2 separate regions of the Homo sapiens genome follow, and region 2 is linked to region 1. Evidence: chromatin loops called from intact Hi-C (ENCODE). Cell type or tissue: IMR-90. All regions are shown on one strand. Links, peaks and the distances in the headings refer to the core of each region. The heading gives the core; the rest is flanking DNA. Region 1 overlaps LOC105377141 (a long non-coding RNA gene). Region 2 overlaps LRIG1 (leucine rich repeats and immunoglobulin like domains 1).

Evidence for each region. Peaks named below come from ENCODE experiments on the same cell type or tissue, not always from the same donor. Only the 100,000 strongest peaks of a DNase experiment are listed, where the experiment ranks them.
Region 2: a loop joins it to region 1, with 2.4 times the contacts of the local background. A loop is called at or near these places in 7 of 110 quality-filtered maps.

Annotation. Positions count from the first base shown.
Region 1 is chr3:66,590,782-66,596,158 of GRCh38, forward strand. All of the region lies in intron 1 of LOC105377141 (a long non-coding RNA gene), which reads left to right. Among named protein-coding and RNA genes, the nearest start is that of LRIG1, 92 kb to the left of the region's middle. In IMR-90, for the core only: no CTCF peak of the experiment used is centred there; DNase peaks (open chromatin) are centred at 2,300 and 3,360; H3K27ac peaks cover 1,437 bases.
Region 2 is chr3:66,410,509-66,415,885 of GRCh38, forward strand. It overlaps LRIG1 (leucine rich repeats and immunoglobulin like domains 1), which reads right to left. Exons shown (of 19, transcript NM_015541.3): 5 at 4,412-4,555; 6 at 2,363-2,506. Among named protein-coding and RNA genes, the nearest start is that of LRIG1, 88 kb to the right of the region's middle. In IMR-90, for the core only: a CTCF peak has its summit at 2,997; a DNase peak (open chromatin) is centred at 2,883; H3K27ac peaks cover 1,182 bases.

The DNA of each region.
Region 1 (5,377 bases), core at 318-5,317:
ATTAGTTGTGATGTGGCTATGTCTTACTTCAGACCCCAATTGCTATGTCACTTCCTCAGAGAGGCCTTTCTGGGACACCACATCAAAATTAGAAACTCTGCGTGCTCTCTTTCTTTCAGATCCCTTTCTTCCATAGCACTTATTATAGTTGGTAACTATATTTGTATCTGAGTGATTATATATTTAACGCCAGCCTTCTACTGCACTATAAGCATAAAAAGTATAATGCATATCTTATTTATTAATGCATCTTCAGGATCTAGCAAGTAAACTGGTACACTAAAAGTTGCTCAATAAATACTTGCTGAAAGAAACATATTTAACCATAAGATGCTCACTGTGGTCAGAAATAAGATGTAGGTGGAGACGTCTTCTAAACAAACCACCAGCATTCTTTAGGACTCTGAGTTAGTTTTATTACTGTCTGGGTACCTTGTTAAATTCTGAAATCAAGATGATGGGGAAAAATTTGACTGATCATTTAACCTTCATTTATATTTAACATGACTTTCCCAAACAGATGGGGGGCTATGCCAGCCTTGTAAGTGGATGTACAAAATATGTATGGTCAAAATGCACACAAAGCAATTCCATCAATTCCCTTCTTTTCTGTGATTATTCCTCAACTTATTGTGACCAAGAATCAGTCCAGTATTTGGCAACAAGAGGGGTGAAAATGAACCGAAGACATGAGCAACAATTGACATGGAATCCCTAGGTGCTCCCAGCAGACCCACATTCTCAAGAAAGCCAATGCAAGAGGTGGGGCAAAGAGGGGCAGAGGATAAGAAATTTATTTTCTGACCCCTACTTAATGGTTTTAGGTCCACTTTGACCAGGGAAGAAAGAACTGTTTTTAAAAATGACTCACTTTATTCTTAAATGTCTCTAAGAGAAAGAGGTGCTACAATCTCCACAGGGAGGAGGTAAAAATTAAATCAGATAATCCTGGGAAATGATTTTGCAAAGTGGCTGTCCTATAGCCAGTGCTCAATCACACTGAGTGTTCAGCAATGCTGGGAGAGCCTCTTTCAAATCTTTAGTCTTGGAATCAATACTGATCATCTTAGAACTCTAACTCTTATGGCCAAAAGGTTTTTGATAACTCAAACTTAGATTTTCTTCCCTGTCGCTTCACAGTGTTTTGTAGCCTTTAATATTTCCTCTACCTTTCTTAAAATGTGAAATTTGAAAGTAATAAGTATTTCATGTTGATGATGTCTTAGAGAGTTGGGGTGAATTGTTGGGTCCTAGCAATTAGCCAAATAGCCAAGCCTAGATTTTTTCCTTTCCTTTCTTTCCCGGCCCTCATTATTTGGGTAATTGCATCAATTCTACAATTGGTTTTACATGTATTGCCAGAGTCTAAGCTGTGCAAAAAGGGATGTCCTTTAATGATTTCCTTTGAATGGCTTTCCATCTAGGGAGGAAGAGGGCCCCTCTTGTTCAAAAACAAAGGAATCATCCATCCCACCAAGACCTTTCTTCTCTATTAAGTATCTCTTGAATTTCAAAGGCGGACTTGGAATTTCTCAGTCCCAATCTTAACGGCAGTTCCAGACTGCAGTTTATTTTCTTTGTCCCTTTAAGACCAGAAAACATTACAGCAATGCAATAACTGTTCTTATTTTTCTTGGGTTCAAAACAAGACCAGATTCCAATCTGCTAAAGCTTACCATTTCACAGTAACCAAGCAGTTCATGATTATCAGCTCAAGCATACATTTTCCTTCCAAACAAGGATATGGCTACTAGCGGCAACAGCTGTATTTTGCTAGTCAATCCTTATGTTAAAGATTTACAGTTTTAAATTCTGTCACTTGGTTTGCCAACTGTTCTTCTTCCTGGAGCTGCCCAGTTGTTTCTGAGGGGACTTGAAGTGGTTTCCTAGCTGTTTCAACGCCCTGAATGACAATGCATCCTCAGAGTCAGACTGGAGAATGGAATTCCCTGTTTATATCCACAAGACTTCTCTCGCTCTCCTTCTTTTTTTTTTTTTTTTTTTTGAGAGGGAGCCTTACTGTGTCACCTAGGCTGGAGTGCAGTGGCGCGATCTCTGCTCACAGCAACCTCCGCCTCCCGGGTTCAAGTGATTCTTCTGCCTCAGCCTCCCAAGTAGCTGGGACTACAGGCATGCGCTATCACGGCTGGCTATTTTTTTTTTTGTATTTTTAGTAGAGACGGGATTTCACCACATTGACCAGGCAAATCTCAAACTCCTGAGCTCAACTGATCCGCCCGCTTTGGCCTCCCAAAGTGCTGGGATTACAGTTGTGAGCCACTGCACCCGGCCTCTCCTTCTTTTAAACATATGCAGACTCACCGCAGAAACTGGAAACAGATTAAAAGAAATGCTGGCTTTTAAGGCGAGTTTGAAAAACGTAAAGCTGGGAGCCGGCTTCCCGCTCTCCCTGGTTCCCTTTTTGTGTTCTCTTCTGTGATTCATCTGCTCTAATCCATCACCGATTCATCATGCTCATCCATCAGACCCTTCAAAGCAAACCCTACAGCTGCTTTTGCCATTTATCAGTGGGAAATAAAAGGGAAAGGGGGAAAAGTAAGGAAAATATCACGACCTTTCTGGGCCTGGGATAATGGGTGTGAAAAAAGGGTGGAGGGAAAGCTTATCTAATGAAACCCAGAGCCTTTCTGGGATGTGAGTTCTTGAACAAAGGATTATGACTGAGAGCAAGACCAGCAGCCAGTCTGCAGTAAAGTTTCAGGGATAAAGTCTGCCAGAAACAAAAGGTTTAGTGGGAAACTAGAGGAATGTGGACAAAATGATATCCACTCCAGAGGAGTTTAAAACCTACCAATATTCATAGAAATTTGTTGTCTGTGACCAGTCTCTCAGCTTTCAGCTGTGTAATAGAACATGGGCATTCAGGTTGAGAGGCAAACATTTGACTTCAGTGCCCTTCCTTGCAAACTGGGAAATGACTGATATTGTAATTCACCGTTCTCATTTTCATAAGATGCCTTGCAAGTCCTCTGCCATTTAAACACAACTGATGTGCCTTAATTTTGAATTTGTCATGCACCAGATTTTTATTTTTTATTTTTAAATTTTTATTTATTTATTTAAAAAATAGAGACGAGGTCTCACTATGTTGTACAGGCTGGTCTTGAACTCCTGAGCTCAAGTGATCCTCCCGTCCCGGTCTCCCAAAGTGCTAGGATTACAGGTGTGAGCCACTATGCCTGGCCTCATGCACCAGTTTTGCTCTCAAATTTGAGAATCAAAAAATAAGGACTGACTCAGTGATTCCACTTCTAGTAATTCAGCCTATATACGTGTAATCCATGTAGGAGGTTACTCTCTTTGTCATCATAGAAGGTAGAAACAGCCCAAAGTTTCATCATCAATGTCATGTAGCTTTTAGAAAGAATGAGGAAGGTAAACAAACTGTGGACACTATGGAATTCTATGACTCACCAATAAAAGGGAATAACTACAAATGCATGCAATGAGGTGGATGGACCTCAAAAGCAAGAGAGAACTTACTGTATGATTTCATTTACAGGACATTCTAGAGTGGGCAAAGCTATTTTATGGTAGAAAAAGAACAAGAGCTGCCTCTGAGGGTACAAAGGTGGGGACTGATGGGTAAAGGGCATGAAGGACGTTTCTGGGGGTGATGTTGATACCTTGTATCTTGATAGGGGTTTGGGTTACACAAAAGTATTTATTATCCAAACTCAGTGAATTTTGCACCTAAGATTTATATGTTTATCAAAGCTTAGAGAATATTTACTTAAAATTTGTGCATTTTATTATAGGTATTTTTTTTAAGTAAAAAGTTATAAACCAGTAATGAAATTCTGACTAAGAATATGCTTGCTCGAGTATTTGGATAAAAGTCTATTTATGTTTTCTATTTACTTTGAAATGCATCCCAAATAATATGGATTGCTGGATGGATAGAAAGATGACTGATGGGTGAATATTTGATAAAGCAAGCACAGTAAAGTGTTAATGGTAAAACCTAACTGGTGGGTATTCACAGGCATTCCTGGTAAAACTACTTAAATTTCACTCTATTTTGAATTTGTGTGTGTGTGTGTTTGTTTTTTGGGTTGGTTTTTTTTTTTTTTTTTTTTTTTTTTTTTCCTGAGATGAAGTCTCGCTCTGTTGCCCAGGCTGGAGTGCAGTGGCACAGGCTTGGCTCACTGCAATCTCTGTGTCCTGGGTTCAAGCGATTCTCCTGCCTCAGACTCCCAAATAGCTGGGATTTCCGGTGCATGCCACCATGCCAGCTGATTTTTGTTATTTTTAGTAGAGATGGAGTTTTGCCATGTTGGCCAGGCTGGTCTCAAACTCCTGATCTCAAGTGATCTGCCCGCCTCAGCCTCCCAAAGTGCTGGGATTGCAGGCATGAGCTACTGTGCCTAGCCAATTTTGAATATTTTAATAAAGTTTTGGGAAACAAAAAAAAAGAATGAGGAAGCTTTTTATATCCTCATATAGACTTTTTTCCAGTTTTATTGTTAGGTGAAAAAAGTTGCAGGCCACGCACGGTGGCTCACGCCTGTAATCCCAGCACTTTGGGAGGCCAAGGCGGGTGGATCACAAGGTCAGGAGTTCAAGACCAGTCTGGCCAACATGGTGAAAACCCATTTCTATTAAAAATACAAAAATTAGCTGGGTGTGGTGGCATGTGCCTGTAATCTCAGCTACTCAGGAGGATGAGGCAGGAGAATCACTTGAACCCAGAAGGTGGAGGTTTCAGTGAGCTGAGACTGTGCCACTGCACTCCAGCCTGGGCAACAGAGTGAGACTCTGTCTCAAAAGAAAAAAAGTTGATCGGCCGCGGTGGCTCATGCCTGTAATCCCAGCACTTTGGGAGGCCGAGGTTGGGGGATCACGAGGTCAGGAGATCAAGATCATCCTGGCTAATGTGGTGAAACCCCGTCTCTACTATAACACAAAAAAATTAGCCGGGTGTAGTGGTGGGCACCTGTAGTCCCAGCTATATGGGAGGCTGAGGCAGGAGAATGGCGTGAACCCGGGAGGCGGAGCTTGCCGTGAGCTGAGACTGCGCCACTGCACTCCAGCCTGGGTGACAGAGCGAGACTCTGTCTGAAAAAAAAAAAAAAAAAAAAAAAGGTGCAGTATTCACAGTATGCTGCCAATTGCAGAAAGAAAGAAGGAACTCATATGCGTATCTGAGTCTATGTGCCGATATCATCTCTTGAGGGAGACCCTAGAAATGGATTACCGTAGAGGAAATAACACTAGAAATGGTTACTTTAGAGGAGGGAAAATGGGTGCCTGGAGGGGAGGTGGGAAGGAGAGAGCATATTTTAAATCATTATGATGATTTAAAGGGTAAATTATTGTATACTTTTGGATTTTGTATAGGTGAAAGTATTACCAA
Region 2 (5,377 bases), core at 119-5,118, 180 kb before region 1:
AAGAGGGAGCTTCCTAGAAGTGACTTTTTTGGCTGAGTAAAAGTGAACCAGGGCTGGGTGTGGCGGCTTATGCCCATCCAGTACTTGGGGAGGCCGAAGAAGGAGGATCGCTTGAGCTCGGGAGTTCGAGACCAGCAAGGGCAATATAGCGAAACCCCATCTCTACCAAAAACAAAACAAAAAGTGACCCAGGCCAACAAACGGGCACAGGAGTTCCAGGCAAGGGCAAAGCCCATTAAAGGAATAGAAAGGAGAGCGAATAGGAGGCGGCTCTTATTATCACCCGCATCTCACACATGAGGAATGTGCTGCTGAGAGAAGCCAGGTAACCTGTCTAAGACTTTACACAGCTTAGCCAGTAGGGAAGGGGCTAGAATTAATTCAACCCTGGGTCTGCCTACCAAAGGCTGGACTCTGTGCCACTGTGCTAGGAGACCCGCTTTAGCTCTGGCGTCAGACTACCTGGATTTAAATCCTAATTTTGCAGCTTGCTGGCTGAATAAACCTGCACATCTACTAACATGGAGATATCCAAGAGCACTGACTCCATGGGGTCACTATAAGAAGGAAACAAGGGTACATCAGGATTCAGTGCAGCTCTAGGCCTGAGCTCTCAGGCCCACCGTGTAAGTGTGCTAGCACCCCGCTTCCCAACACAGCATGTGCCAGGAAGGACAGCGCCAGCCCAGGCAACCGCCTCTTCAACAAAAGTCCGTAACCCGAATTTTGCTCCGTGTTCAGTATTACAAGGGCTTTGGGTAACTGAGTTTTGCTTTTTTCCATCTTTCTTTCTGCTACTGCTCAAAAGGTAAGCACTTAATGTATAAATAACCTCTAAGGCAGCTCATCAGTCTCAATTTATACAAATCTGTTCAACATAAAAACCAAATGGTAGGTGCTAACTCCATTTTCCTCTGAGAATTCTCTTTTAACTTCAGTCCACCCAGCACATGACCACCTTGGACTTCCAAGTCCAAAATGACATGCCTAAGGAGGTCAAGTGAAACGTTTTTGAATATGTAAAACAAAGGGTGGAGAATGGGTAGAGCAAGAAGCCCAGCGGCAGGAAACATCCTCACTGTTCACAGAGTAGGGAGGGCTGGTCATGCAGAGACGGTTATCAGAGTGACACAGCACAACATGTGGATGGACCTGGGCCTAGCTCGTTTCCACTGCCAAGAAAACCAGTAAAGGACATTCGAGTCATGATATAATTTGCCCAGACTGGAAGAAGAAGGGGCGGACATGAGCAAGTTAAATCATTGACTCTCAAGGAGGAAATCGCAAGTGGATAAGTAAAGACAGTGGTGTCAGTCTATCAACTTGGAAGGAACAACCAGCAAAGCTAAAAACAGAAAAACGAAAAAGAGAAAGGCTTAGAAGTGCTTGCCTCTTGGGAGAAGAACTGGGGTGAAGAGAGAATGAGGGGGTGGTGGCGGGGGAGGCTGGGGTGGGCAGTGATGGCTTTTCTTTACTATCTGATTTTATTTAACTATACAGTCAAATTACTTTTGATTAAAAATAAATATTAACGTTTAAAAAGGCTTTCAACGTTTAAAAAGCCTTTTCTGTATGCTGCCCTGCTGTTTCACGTTACCGTGCAGGCAAGCCCCTTCTGCTGCTGTACACATCTGGCTGAAGAGACTGCTCCCTTGATAAAACTTAAACATCTGCACCCAGTGTCTTGATTAGCTCACAAGACAGAAATAAACCTCCTAAGATGAGCTCTACATTTTTGGCCCACCTGCACCTCAGGAAAGACTGTCAAACCCAGAAGGGGAGAGAAGGAACTTCCTGTGGTCAGGAGTGGAGAGGATGTGAGGAGGGGTCTGTTCCGCAGCCCCACGTTCACCGAAGAAGCAGGGGCGGGGGCAGTGGATGCAAGCTGTGGAAAGCAGTCCTGGCAGAATGGCCCCCAAACTCCATCTCCATCAACCAACTTATCTGACTCAATCCGCTGAAACTTCCCCCAAGTGGATTTCAGTGGATGTCCCAATCTGCTAGGAAAATACCCTCAGGTTTGGCCCGGTCCCCAAGACAATGAGTTGGGCCCAGGTGAAGCTGCAAAGGGAAGGGGGCTGGGTCCGGCTGAAGTCTTGAAGAATCCTTCAGGAGAGAGGGGCTGGGCACTGGTGCCCCACTCCATGCCCAGTGCACAGCTGAATGCTGGTGTGGGCGCGCACGTGCACACGCGCACGCACACACACCCCACACCACACAGCAATGCTGGTGTGGGCGCACACACCCAACACACAGCAACGTTGGTGTTGGTGCGCACATGCATGCGCACACACACACACGCCACATCACACCACACCGCACAGCAATCCTTAGCAATGCCAGTAACCTGGTCCGCACTTACAGCACATGCATCTTGGACAGTCCCCAGAAGGCCCCATCTGTCAGTTTGCTGATGTTGTTTCGCTGAAGCTTCAGCACCTCCAAGCTGTTGAGCCCCTGGAAGGTGAGGCCCTCTATCAGCCGAATCCTGTTCCGATTGAGGTCCCTAAAGAGATGAAGCCAGCAGGGTCAGAGTGTCTTATGTGCATATCCCACCCACAACCATTCTGAAGCAGTCCTGGCTAAGTTTCCAAGCCAGAGGAGAAATCCCAGTGCAGGGATCCCTGGGAAGCCAGGATGTGTAGGGGAGCCCACCATGTGTCTCGGCTGCCATGCAGGCACTGATGCTGCCACCTGACCACACCTAGTGCAGGCAAGAGGGGTGAGTGAGGCCAGCTCTCCACAGCCAGCTCCGAGGCTGGCCCACAGCTGCACAGAAGAGAACGCGTGTGTGCTCACGTCTCCTCCCCCAGTAGCACCAGTGCCATTTGTGACTCTGCAGTGAGGACGTGGGTATGACTCAAGGGGTGAATGTCTTATGTGAGGTATCTCTGAGCTCAGCAACAGAAATCCACACCACATGCCTCAACCCAGGAAAAACCAAACCACTATGTATCAAATGGCAATAACACTTTCCACTGGGGGCATTTCACAGCATCTCCACTATGGAGAGAAGTTACTGCACATGGGGGCAGGGGGAGATGGGGTAGAGACACCCCACAAGTCATATACACTTGGCTTCTAGCCCCAGTATGACAAAGCCTCAGTTCACCAAAAGATGTCAGGAATCTGGGTGGGCCAGATCCATTAGCACCCCTGCGGGAAGGGGAGGCAGAGCAGCCAGAAAGCCCTTGGTTTTCCCCAAATATTTCTGCAGTGTCTCATGATGCTGCCCCACACAAACCTTCTCAGGAATCACTGAGACCTTCTCCACAGACTGAAAATGGCAAAGTCTAGGACTCCCCACCCAGGGGAGGTGAAACCCAGGTAGGATGAGAGCCAGGCACACCCCGTCGTGCCGCCAACCTGGCCCTCGACAATTATTTTGTTTTGTTGAAACAAAATTTCCAATACTGTCTTATTTTCCTGAAATACATTCTTCTGCTAAAAAGAGGGCACAGGAAAAAAAAAAATCAGGGAAAAAAAGTCCTTCGTCAGGCTCTGGTTAACAGAGCTTTACTTGAATCTAAAACTCTGCCTTCTAGAAGGGTACTCAGCCTTCCATCAGTAAACTAAACAATTAAATTGTTTACAAAAATAATAAATCGGCCGGGTGCGGTGGCTCATGCCTGTAATCCCAGCACTTTGGGAGGCCAAGGCAGGCGGATCACGAGGTCAGGAGATCGAGACCATCCTGGGTAACAAGGTGAAACCCCATCTCTACTAAAAATACAAAAAATTAGCCAGGCATGGTGGTGGGTGCCTGTAGTCCCAGCTGCTCTGGAGGCTGAGGCAGGAGAATGGTGTGAACCCCGGGGGCGGAGCTTGCAGTGAGCTGAGATCACACCACTGCACCCCACCTGGGGGACAGAGCGAGACTGTCGCAAAAAAAAATAATAATAAATAAATAAATAATAATAATAATAAATCAACTACCTTGTAAGATTAAAGATATGAAGACAAAGGCTTGTCTTTTGCTTACTAACTCCAGCTACACTAACTTCCTCTCAAACTGTTCAAGAAGTGTCGGACACCACCATGTCCAAGGTACAGATTTTACGGGTATCTTAAAAAAATACAGAAAAACATCTAAGATAAATAAGAACCCAAACCCATGCAGCCTCAGCATTAGCCAGCATCAGCTAAGCAGCAGGACTCCTGATTCCATTTTGGAAAACATCAGGGAAGAAAAGCGACCTCAGTGGATGTCTTTCTCAGCAACCTGAAGCAGCCACAGCACCAGACCCAGCTCCGAATTTGCTTTTATGAGGTGCTGCCATTAATGGTAATTTATGGAGAGCTTTACCAAATGGAGCAAGGAAAGGGTGGCGTTTGGTACGAGGTCCTTGGGGAAATCTGGCCTCCATAAAGTTTGGCTAGCCTTAATTAAAGTGTAGGTTTCTGTACTCACAGTTGTGTCAGCCTGGGTAGCTTGAATGCTCTTACAGGAAGCTGGGTGATCCTGTTTTTGCTCAGGCGAAGAGTTAGCAGCGACCGTGACAGACCATCAAATGCTCCCAACTCCAGGGTGCCAATCCGATTGCCTGCCAGGTTGCTGGAATGATTCAGAAAAGAAAATGTGGTGGTTGGTCAAAGGCCTTCCTCATTTCATTATAGACACCAGACCTCTCTGGGTCTGAGTTGGGAAGATGAGTTAAGACACCAGAGGGACAGGTTTCCAGTGAGATGTTTATCAGCCACAGGCTTTGGATGGGGAGCTAGAGAGATGCAGGTGTTAGGACTGTGCACCTAAGCCCTGAGGGCAAGGCCGATTTAGTCGAAAGCATACTGTCCTTGAAGCTGCTGGGCCACCCCAAGAGGGTGGGAGTGAAAGTCAAACACCCCCATGCCCACTGACACACCAGCCCTGCGTCAGGAGCCACCTGCAGGACTCTTCTCACCACCCAGTGCCCAAGGTTGACGTGAAAACTCCTAGAAAGCAGAAAATCAACTGAAAGGCAAGGTCAGTGTTAATTTAATAATTTAGAGAAATAGCCTTTAGTTTTGAGGTGGGTCTTGCTATATGAACTACATAACACATATGTATAAACCAATTCATTTCTGTAATTGTAAATGCCTCAAAGAAACACTCTAGCTGAAGAGACCTGTGCAGAATCCCTTCGTAAAACAAGCAATATGTCATGGTACCTACACTTACAGCGTGATTAAGTCGGGGCATCTCCCGTGACAATACAAAAAGGCAGACACCGCTTCTCAAAAGGCACAGAAGTCTGCAGCTCAGATCTGTGCATCTTGCTGTATGCAAATTATATCAAGTAATAAAAAAGAAAAGAAAGTACAAGGAAGAACAATATGGCATTCCTGTGAGAAGTGGTTTCCAACACCTCTCCTCTGCCTTCCCCAAACAAATGCTGCT